Linked DNA regions of Homo sapiens: region 1 is linked to region 2. A link is a loop called in an ENCODE intact Hi-C map of the cell type or tissue named here. Cell type or tissue: PC-9. All regions are shown on one strand. Each heading gives the region's core, and the rest is flanking DNA. Links, peaks and the distances in the headings are about the cores only.

Region 1 (5,383 bases), core at 67-5,066, 230 kb after region 2:
TGAGCAGTTGGGCGTGGTGGCTCATGCCTGTAATCCCAGCACTTTTGGAGGCCAAGGCGGGTGGATCACCTGAGGTCAGGAGTTCGAGACCAGCCTGGCCAACATGGTGAAACCCCATCTCTACTAAAAATACAAAAATTAGCTGGGTGTGGTGGCGGCATCTGTAGTCCCAGCTATTCGGGAGGCTGAGGGAGGAGAATTGCTTGAACCCAGGAGGCGTAAGTTGCAGTGAGCCAAGATCATGCCACTGTACTCCAGCTTGGGCAACAGAGTGAGACTCTGTCTCAAAAAAAAAAAAAAAAAAATTAGCTGAGCATGGTGACACCTTCTTATAGTCCTTCCTACTTCAGAGCCTGAAGTAACAGGATCACTTGAGCCCAGGAGGTCAAGGCTGCAGTGAGCCACGATCACACCACTACCCTCTATTCTGGGCAACAGAATGAAACTCCGTTTCACTAAAAAAAAAAAAAAGAAGAAGAAGAAGAAGAAGAAGAAGAAGAAGAAGAAGAAGAAGAAGAACCCTCTTTGTCATTCAACACCTGTTTTTGAAAACTTGATATGTGGCTAACAGAACAGAGTGTCCCTGGAAAGAGGTCTTTTTTTCTTTTGAGACAGTCTGACTCTGTTGCCCAGGCTGGAGTACAGTGGTGCAATCATGGCTCACCGCAGCCTCAACCTCCCAGGCTCAAGCAATCCTCCCACCTCAGCCTCCCAAGTAGATGGGACCATAGGCAGTGCCACCACACCTGGCTAATTTTCTAAAACTTTTTTGTAGAGGCAGGGTCTCACTATGTTGCCCAGGCTGGTCTCAAACTTCTGGCCTCCAAAAGTGCTGGGATTACAGGTTTGAGCCATCGTGCCCAGCCTAAGAAGTCTTTTTAATAAGGAAAGACTCTAGAACAAAGAATATAAAGGAGTTTCAAGCTTATTTGATTTGGAGGGAAAGACTCTGCAGTTCAAGCTTATTTGATTTAGAGTATCTTTACATAATGTAGTGAAATTTCATTAATTTGTATTCATACAATGAACTAATTTCACCTAGTTTGGGCTATTCTGTAATATTTATGATGCAAGAAAGTCAGTAACAAAATTATAAACTAGTTCTTTCCGGTTAGAAGGTGTAAAATGAAAACAGTTGGACAATTATTCAGGCACTAGAAAACATTATGTGGAGCAACTCCTAGGATTTGGTTTGCTCCCCACGGAAAAACAAGCTTCCAAATAAATATTTCAGCAAACAAATCTATTACTTTTTTCTTTTCTTAATTATTCTTAGAAAAAATGTACATATAAACACTTTGACTGTTATCCATAAGTCAAATATTTCCAAAGTAGACACTGCCCACGTTTGGTTAATTACCTGAATTTACAGGGTTGGTTTCCATTCCATTCATTTGCGTAGTCACGTTGTTTAGTTCACATGATACGTGCCAGCCTCAGCTGAAATTCTAGTTATTGGCAGAGTTTAAGAAAGCTTGGGAAAGGAACCTGGGCAAGTGCTTTTATCCATTCTGGTCAAGGGGTCCTGATCTGGAGTCCATGCATGAGCTTTTAGGAGGTCTGCAAATCTGCAAAACCTGCATGTAACAATTGTATGTTTTCATAAAAAAATTTTTTGAGGCAGGGTCTCACTCTGTCACCCAGGCTGGGGTACAGTGGTGTGATCTCAGCTCACTGCAACCTCTACCTCTCAGGTTCAAGCGATTCTCCTGCCTTAGCCTCCCGAGTAGATGGGACTACAAGAACGTGCCATCAAGCCCAGCTAATTTTTGTATTTTTTTGGTAGCAACAAAGTTTCACTGTGTTGGCCTGTCTGGTCTCAAGCTCCTGTCCTCAAGTGATCCGCCAACCGTGGCCCCCAAAGTGCTGGGATTACAGGTGTGAGGCACTGCACCTGGCTGATTTTTATATGTTTAGATGAAAATTTCCAGAGAGTTCACGATTTTCATGATTATCAAAGGTCACTCTCCTTCTAAAAAGGTTCAATTATTGATTTAAGGAGTTCTTATTTGTCAGTCCTTATTGGAGATCCAATGCTCCAATGAACTGAGATACAATTTTGGGTTGAAAGATCTGAAATGGTGTCTTCTCTCCACTGACCACAAGCCGGGCTTTGAAATTAGAGTCGTAACCTTTCCCTTGCAAATCCCTGGAAGGTGTGCTTTCAACAGCTCGCTGCCGTTTGAAGGAAAAACTGTTCCAAATGTAATTATATACATATTGGGGATATTAAACATTTCTTCTGCGAAAGTTTCTTGTATCCTTTGTTTATTTGGTTAACAATACTTTTGCAACCCTATTATAAGCAGTATGTGCCAAGGATAAAAGGATAAACCCAAATACACGTGTCCTTTGTCTTTCTGGATGGATATATAGCAGAGAACATTTTCATTTTTCATAATTCTCTGTATCTACTGGAGAAAGAAAATGATAAAACATACCCAAGTTTATCTAATTTCAACCAGAAACTCTCAAATGAAATGCATGAAGTAAAGTGACATCTAGTGTTGGTTAAGTGGCAGTGAAATATGTGTCAGGACAAGGCATACTTTAACTTTCTTTGAACAGACTGTTAAACTTGGCTTTGTTAAGTTGCCAACTCCGGAAAGCATAGTTTTGCTTTTAAAAATATTTTAGAGTAATTCTGAAATAATCTGAATTTAAATGCTAATAACATTGTTTTTATTTTTTCAAAATAAAATGCTTAACGCCTACAGAAAAGTCTAGAGAATGAAATAACAGTTACGTATCTACCACCCAACTCTGTCAAATCTTAACGTTTTGCTTTACTTACATCAGATATTTTAAACATAAAATGTAATAGACACATTTGATGCCTTATTAACTATTTCTGATTTCATGTCCATCTTGTTCTCTTTAGAAGTAATCAATATTTGGTTTATTATCTCTGTGACTTTTTGTATTTTTATTACATATTTGTGTACACATAAAATTTATAATATTGCACATATTTTATAGCTGATATAAGGGATACCATATGGTACAAATATTTCTGCAACTTACTTTTTCTAGTTTAATATTATGCTTTGGAGATTTCGTGATATTGGTCATCTAACTTCAGTCATTTACTGTAACTGCTGTATGTTAGCATTCCATTGAATGAATTGTACAACAATTTATTTAATTTACAGCTGATGGACATTCAGAGTGTTTTCAGTCTCTTGCTCTTACAAACCATGCTACAGTGAACACTCTTATACGTGACCCATTGTGCACACATTTGCGAGTTTCTCTAGACTGCACAACGAGGAGGTATTGCACAAGTGTATACTTTCAAAACATCTCTAGCTATTGAGCATTTGCTCTCCAAGATGGTTGTACCAATTTACACCCTAGTAGAAGTGTAAGAAAACTTCTGTGGCTTCACATTCTCGCCAGCACTTGGTATTGCCAGGCTTTTTAATTTCTGACAATCTGCTTGATGTAAAATCTTATCTCATTGTGGTTTCAATTTGCATTTCTCTGACAAGTAGTAAAACTGAGTTACTTATTTATTTATTTATTCATTTATTTTGAGACAGTCTCGCTCTGTCGCCCAGGCTGGAATGCAGTGGCGCGATCTCGGCTCACTGCAAGCTCCGCCTCCCAGGCTCACGCCATTCTCCTGCCTCAGCCTCCCGAGTAGCTGGGACTACAGACGCCTGCCACCACGCCGAGCTAATTTTTTGTATTTTTAGTAGAGACGGGGTTTCACCGTGTTAGCCAGGATGGTCTCGATCTCCTGACCTTGTGATCCACCCGCCTCGGCCTCCCAAAGTGCTGGGATTACAGGTGTGAGCCACCGCACCCGGCCGAGCTTTTTAAAAATATGTTTTTACTACTGAAGTTTCTTCCGTGAATTGCCTATTCCTATTCTATGCCTACTGGATTGCTGGCATTTTCCTTTAAGTACTTGCTGATATAAGTACTTTGTAGGCTTGATATATTGCAAATATTGTTTCTCAGTTTATGGCTTGGCTGTTCACTGTGTTCATGGCATCTTTTCATTTTAAAGCAATCGACTTTGGCTGGGCGCGGTGGCTCATGCCTGTAATCCCAGCAATTTGGGAGGTCAAGGCAGGTGGATCACCCGAGGTCAGGAGTTTGAGACCAGCCTGGCCAACCTGGTGAAATCTGTCTCTACTAAAAATACAAAAATTAGCCAGGCGTGGTGGTGTGTGCCTGTAATCCCAGCTACCCAGGAGGCTGAGGCAGGAGGATCACTTGGAACCCAGGAGGCAGAGGCTGCAGTGAGCCGAGATTGTGCCACTGCACTCCAGCCTGGGCGACAGAGCAAGACTTTGTCTCAAAAAAATAAATAAATAAATAAACAAAAAATAATCAACTTTATGAATCTTTCCCTTTTTATTGCTTATTTTAAAATCTTTTTCCTTTTTTTTGAGGCGGTGTCTTGCTCTGTTGCCCAGGCTGGAGTGCAGTGGCACGATCTTGGCTCACTGTAACCTCTGCCTTTGGGGTTCAAGTGATTCTCCTACCTCAGCCTCCTAAGTAGCTGGGATTACAGGCGTCTATCACGATGCCCAGCTAATTTTTGTATTTTTAGTAGAGATGGTGTTTCACAATGTTGGCCAGGTTGGTCTCGAACTCCTGACCTCAAGTGATCTGCCTGCTTCGGCCTCCCAAAGTGCTGGGATTACAGGCTTGAGACACTGTGCCTGGCCTTAAAATCTTTATTAAGCTTTTCTCCTTTATTTTCTCTTAAAATGTTTAAAGTTTTTTTTTCCTTATTTAGGTTTCTAAATTATAAACTTTTCTGTATTGTGTGAGGTAGAAAATTCGATTCCTTTTGTATCATGGATAATGACTGTCCTAGCATTATTTATTGAAGAAACCATCCTTTCCTCATTGTTCATTTTAGCTCATCACCAAAGTCACTTATGAAATTAATTTGGGGCCAGGCACAGTGTTCACACCTGTAATTCCAATACTTTTGGAGGTCAAGGCAGGAGGATTGCTTGAGGCCAGGAGTTCGAGACTAGCCTCGAAAACAAAGTGAGACTCCCATCTCTACAAAAACTTTTCTAAAATTAGCCCAGCACAGTGATGTGTCTGCCATTGCATTATTTGGGAGGCTGAGGCAGGAGGATTGCTTGAGCCCAGGAGTTTTAGGCCGCAGTGAGCTTTGATGGCACCACTGCACTCAAGCCTGAGTGACAGATCTTTAAAAAAGAAAAAAATAATAACTTTGTAAGATTTGTCTTGCATAGCACTACCTGGCTCCTGAGGTTCCCTCAGTTAAGTCAGGTGTGTATACTGACTTCCACCTATGGGTTCATCCCTACTCACATGCTGAGCCTGTTTTGCTATCTGTTGTCTGAGAAATATTGGTCAGCATCAGGACCATTATTCCTAGTGTTTCCAT
Region 2 (5,383 bases), core at 263-5,262:
CTCCAGAGTAGCTGGGATTACAGGCAAGCACCACCATGCCCAGCTAATTTTTGTATTTTTTAGAGAGTACCACCACGCCCGGCTAATTTTTGTATTTTTTAGAGACAGGGTTTTGTCATATTGGCCAGACTGGTCTAGAGCTCCTGACCTCAGGTGATGTCCTGACCTCAGGTGATCCCCTGACCTCAGGTGATCCCCTCACCTCGGCCTCCCAAAGGGCTGGGATTGTAGGCGTGAGCTACTGCTCCTGGCCTGACTTCCAGATTTCTAACTGGATAAATGAGTGATTCACAAATACTTGAGGAGGGTCTGGAGGAGGAAGTCACAACTGAAGTTAATGAATTCCGTTTGGGAGGTGGTAAATCTGGTTACCTCTAGGTTATCCAGGTGAACCTAATAGGCAAGAGGTTAGAATTGAAGATAGAGATTTTGTCGTTAGTGTAAGAGAGGTACTTGAAAAATACAAGTGAAGGTGAGAGATCACCCAGTGACAAGATAAGAAAGTCAATGATGGAACTCTAGGGGATACTGACCTTTTTTTTTTTCTCAGATGGAGTCTCACTCTGTCGCCTAGGCTAGAGTGCAGTGGTGCTGTCTCAGCTCACTGCAACCTCCACCTCCTGGGCTCAAGGATTATAAGTGTGCACCATCACTCCCGGCTAATTTTTGTATTTTTAATAGAGACACGGTTTCACCATGTTGGCCAGGCTGGTCTCGAACTTCTGAGCTCAAGTGATCCACCTGCCTTGGCCCCACAAAGTGCTGGGATTATAGGTGTGAGCCACCACATCTGGCCAGTGACATTGATTTTTGTTTTAAGTTATTTTTAAAAATGTGGCTGGACACAGTGGCTCACTCCTGTAATCCTAGCACTTTGGGAGGCCGAGGTGGGCTGATTGCTTGAACTCAGGAGCTGGAGACCAGCCTGGGCAACATGGCGAAACCCTGCTTCTGCGAAAAATACAAAAAAATAGCTGGGTGTGGTGGCCCCTGCCTGTGGCCCCAGTTACTCAGCAGGCTGAGTTAGGAGGATGGCTTAAGCCTGAGGAGCAGAGGCTGCAGTGAGCCAAGATGGCGCCACTGCACTCCAGCCTGGGTGACAGAGGGAGACCCTGTCTCAAACAAATAAAATAAAATTTAACAACTCTTTATTGAGTATCTTCTATGTGCAAGGCACTGTGCTTAGTAGTTGTGTCTATGTATATGTAGGTGGGGAAAGGAGATTATAAGGAAATGAAAGTTTCTCAATCTTTTAGTCTCTGTTTTTCTCTCTCACCCTAACTCTGTACCTTTTATGCAACCCAACTCAACAACCAGGAAAAAAAGACAAGATCCATTCACATGTATTGCCCAGGGTGTGTCCACCCTGGTTCCTTTTCTTGCTCTAGATAATGTTTCCTGCCATTTGGACTTGCATTGATCTTGATTACCCCAAATGAATTCTTAGAACTCTTTAAGAACTTGGACTTACCTTTCAGAATGTTCTTACTCCTAGATGCTTTGAGGTAGATACCGTGCTCCAGCTCTGGTCATGAGGACCCAAACCCTGGCAGCAACTGGCTCACTCTTACAGTGGGGAACTCTTTTTTTTTTTTTTTTTTTGAAAGGAGTCTCATTCTGTTTCCCAGGCTGCAGTGCAGTGTTATGATCTTGGTGCACTGCAACCTCTGCCTCCCAGGTTCAAACAATTCTCCCACCGCAGCCTCCCAAGTAGCTGGGATTACAGGCATGCGCCACCATGCCCGGCTAATTTTTGTATTTTTAGTAGAGATGGGGTTTTTGCCACGTTGGCCAGGCTGGTATCGAACTCCTGACCTTGAGTGCACCCACCTTGGCCTCCCAGAGTGCTGGGATTACAGACATGAGCCACTGCGCCTGGCCTGGTTTGGATATTTGGTTTGCGTCTTTTGTCTAATAGCAGTCCCTCCTCCCCTGGCCCCCTGTATCCTGATATTTAGTCTTGTACCTGTGAGACAGTTTTTCAAGTCACCACTGCTGGTGTTGATCCCATATTTAACATGTAGACCACATTTAACTCTGTAAGGCTCAGACTTCCTTAGCTAGGGCGACCTTTTAGGAACCCTGCTATGGTGGGATTGATACTGTGCCTTCACTATAAGGCGATTGTAGATTAATAATTAGGATGCTTTTCTCAAAGAAATAGGGGAACTCAATATCTAATATTATTATCTTTATTAGCATTTAAATATGCTAGTAAACCAAGTTCTATCATACTAGTTACTGTCCAAGCATGCTTAAATTTGATGCCTTTTTTGAATAAGACAAGAACATGGAGATTTATTCTCAAGACATACAGAACACTTGAAAAGTCTAAACAATGTGTTAAAATGTAACAGGAAAAAAGAAGCTATGTGTGAATTTCCTGATGTGCTAAATTATTATAGATGTTTGCCTGCTTGGGTCAGAATTATTATCTCATTTCTTGTCTTTCCAGCTGCAGCAAAAATCCTCCAGAGAACCATGTTTACAGCTATGGCCACTGATGATCTTAACAATAGAAATCAGTGATCCTGTTTAGTGAATAACAGCTTACTGTTACTAGTGAATAACAGTTCATACAGTGTTCATAACATGAGCTGGCTATGAAGTGGCATCCAAGAGGAGTTAAGTGGGTATGAATGGCTTAATGAAAAATTACACTTTACAAAATACTTCAAGTCCAGCTGGTGGTAGAAGAAATCCATCTGGGAATTAAGCTCATCAGGAGTTTAACAACTATGCTAGTTTAGGTTTGCCATGACTGAATGGATCTAGAGTATAGGGTTCAGCCCAAGTACAGTGGCTGATGCCTATAATCTCAGTGATTTGGGAGGCCTAAGTGGGAGGATTGCTTGAGACCAGGAGTTCAAGACTAGCCTGGACAACAACACCCCATCTCTACCCCCGTCCCCCCAGAAAAGTTAGCCAGGTACGGTAGCATGCACCTATAGTTCCAGCTACTTAGGAGGCTGAGGCAGGAGGATCCCTTGAGTCCAGGAATTCGAGGCTGCAGTGAGTTATGATCACACCACTGCACTCCAGCCTGAGTGACACAGTGAGACCCTGTTTCTTTAAAAAAAAAAAAAAAGGTGAAACGTTCTTAAGAGTAGGAAAGCAGCATCTGTCTCCTGAGATCGAAACACTTTGTGATTTTTTTTTTCCCATGGATTTACTTCCTTAGTGCATTTTACCATAAGGGGGTGCTCTGGGATAATACTTTTCAGCACAGCAGTGGTCTCTTCTGCTCTGTTAACTGAAAAAAGGCAAGCATTTATTAATTCTGCATCCCTTCTGTATTCACTAATTTTCAAAACGTGTCCATTTACATTAAAAATATGAAAAACAATTAGTGAAAACTATTTAAAATGTAAACAACCAGTGTCTGACTGCTAAGGAAAAGACAAACATTGAAAACTCTTGTAGGGCTCAGACTTCCTTAGCTAGAGCTGACCTTTTAGGAACACTGCTATGGTGGGATTGATATTGTGCCTTTAGTATAAGGCAATTGTAGATTAATAATTAGGATGCTTTTCTCAAATAAATAGGGGAACTCAATATCCAATGAGGCTAGAGCCGGGCGTGGTGGCTCATGCCTGTAATCCCAGCACTTTGGGAGGCTGAGGCAGGTGGATCACCTGAGATCAGGATTTTGAGACCAGCCTGGTCAACATGGTGAAACTCCATCCTCTACTAAAAACACAAAAAATTAGCGAGGCATGGTGGCACATCCCTGTAATCCCAGCTACTCAGGAGGCAGAGGCAGGATAATCGCTTGAACCCAGGAGGCAGAGGTTGCGGTGAGCCAAAACCATGCCACTGCACTCCAGCCTGGGCAGCAAGAGTGAAACTCCATCTCAAAACAAAAAAACAAAAACAGAAAAGAAAAATAAAAAGAAAAAAAGAGAGAGAGAGATTAGAGTCACAGTGAACTGAAGCTGCACTGGATTTCTTCTGGTTTAGGAGAAGAAAGCCATAAAGGATTTGCATTTGTCCTTTTACTTTAGTTATTTTTTTGGTAGCATTATGTTAACTATATCTTTCCGCCGATGCTGTGGAGATTCATTATGGTTGAAATTGCTTTCTTACAAAGCTCAGTCAGTGTTAACCCATCCTTGGGGAAAAGCATAGGAATTAAGAATTACAAAGTAATTTCATTCTCACTTCTGTCACATTTATGAATCAGTTTTTAGGTTTGTGTGTGTGTTTTTTTTTTTTTTTTTTTTTTTTTGAGATGGAGTTTTGCTCCTGCTGCCCATGTTGGAGTGCAATGGCGCGATCTTGGCTCTCCACAATTTCTGCCTCCCGGATTCAAGTCATTCTCCTGCCTCAGCCTCCCAAGTAGCTGGGATTACGGGCATGCATCACCATGTCCGGCTGATTGTGTATTTTGAGTAGAGATGGGGTTTCTCCATGTTGGTCAGGCTGATCTCGAACTCCTGACCTCAGGTGATTTGCCCACCTCGGCCTCCCAAAGTGCTGGGATTACAGGCATGAGCCACCATGCCTGACCAATTTTTAGGTTTTATTCCTGTCTAATTGTGTGGGGTGAGGAGGTGGAAAGGAAACTCAATTCTGTTTGCGAGTACTTGGGAGAGGCAATCAGTAGCAATCAGCTATTCTAAGCACATGATGTTGTGAAGGGCAACAAACTCGTCAAGGCCACCAACAGGACATTTGGAGAAATGGCCACAATATGGAGGCAGGAATAGGGAGTCCTCAATGTTTGGTCAAAAGAATTCCCTGGGTTGACAGCAGCATGTTTGAAGGTGCTGGTTCCTTCCAATCTGAGTGACAAATAGCCCTGGTATACAGCACAGGGATTGGGAGGAATGTTACACCTTTGCTTATGGAGAGCAGTTCTCTCTATATACATTCTCTGAACTCATCTCATTAGGCAAAAGCAGATGAAGCTTCTTTAGTCATCTTCATGAGCATTTAACTCCATATACAAAATGAAAATTTGGCTGAGGATTTACATAATTTAACTTGGGAGATTTTATGAGAGACTAATGTCTAGTCATTGGTCTTTAGTATCCTTGTTATGCCAGTACTTTTTAAAAGTTCAAGATATATTCATCCCAATACCTACTTTTTTTTTTTTTTGAGACGGAGTCTCGCTTTTTTATTTCCCAGGCTGGAGTGCAGTGGGACGATCTTGGCTCACTGCAACCTCTGCCAACTGGGTTCAAGCAATTTTCTTGCTTCAGCCTCTCGCGTAGCTGGGATTACAGGCATGAACCACCACGCCCGGCTAATTTTTGTATTTTTAGTAGAGATGGGGTTTCGCCATGTGGCCAGGCTGGTCTTGAACTCCTGGCCTCAGGTGATCCACCCACCTCGGCCTCCCAAGCTGCTGGGATTACAGGTGTGAGCCACCGCAACC

What was found. Hi-C counts contacts between places; a loop is a spot of excess contacts. Peaks named below come from ENCODE experiments on the same cell type or tissue, not always from the same donor. Only the 100,000 strongest peaks of a DNase experiment are listed, where the experiment ranks them.
Region 1: it touches region 2 in a loop (10-fold over the local background); 85 of 110 quality-filtered maps call a loop at or near these places.

Annotation. Positions count from the first base shown.
Region 1 is chr12:95,813,313-95,818,695 of GRCh38, forward strand. The region is part of intron 2 of SNRPF-DT (SNRPF divergent transcript); the gene reads right to left. The region is part of intron 1 of LINC02410 (long intergenic non-protein coding RNA 2410); the gene reads left to right. Among named protein-coding and RNA genes, the nearest start is that of LINC02410, 13 kb to the left of the region's middle. In PC-9, for the core only: a CTCF peak has its summit at 2,495; a DNase peak (open chromatin) is centred at 2,489; H3K27ac peaks cover 653 bases.
Region 2 is chr12:95,579,445-95,584,827 of GRCh38, forward strand. No RefSeq gene overlaps it. Among named protein-coding and RNA genes, the nearest start is that of USP44, 31 kb to the left of the region's middle. In PC-9, for the core only: a CTCF peak has its summit at 3,188 (motif pointing right); a DNase peak (open chromatin) is centred at 3,197.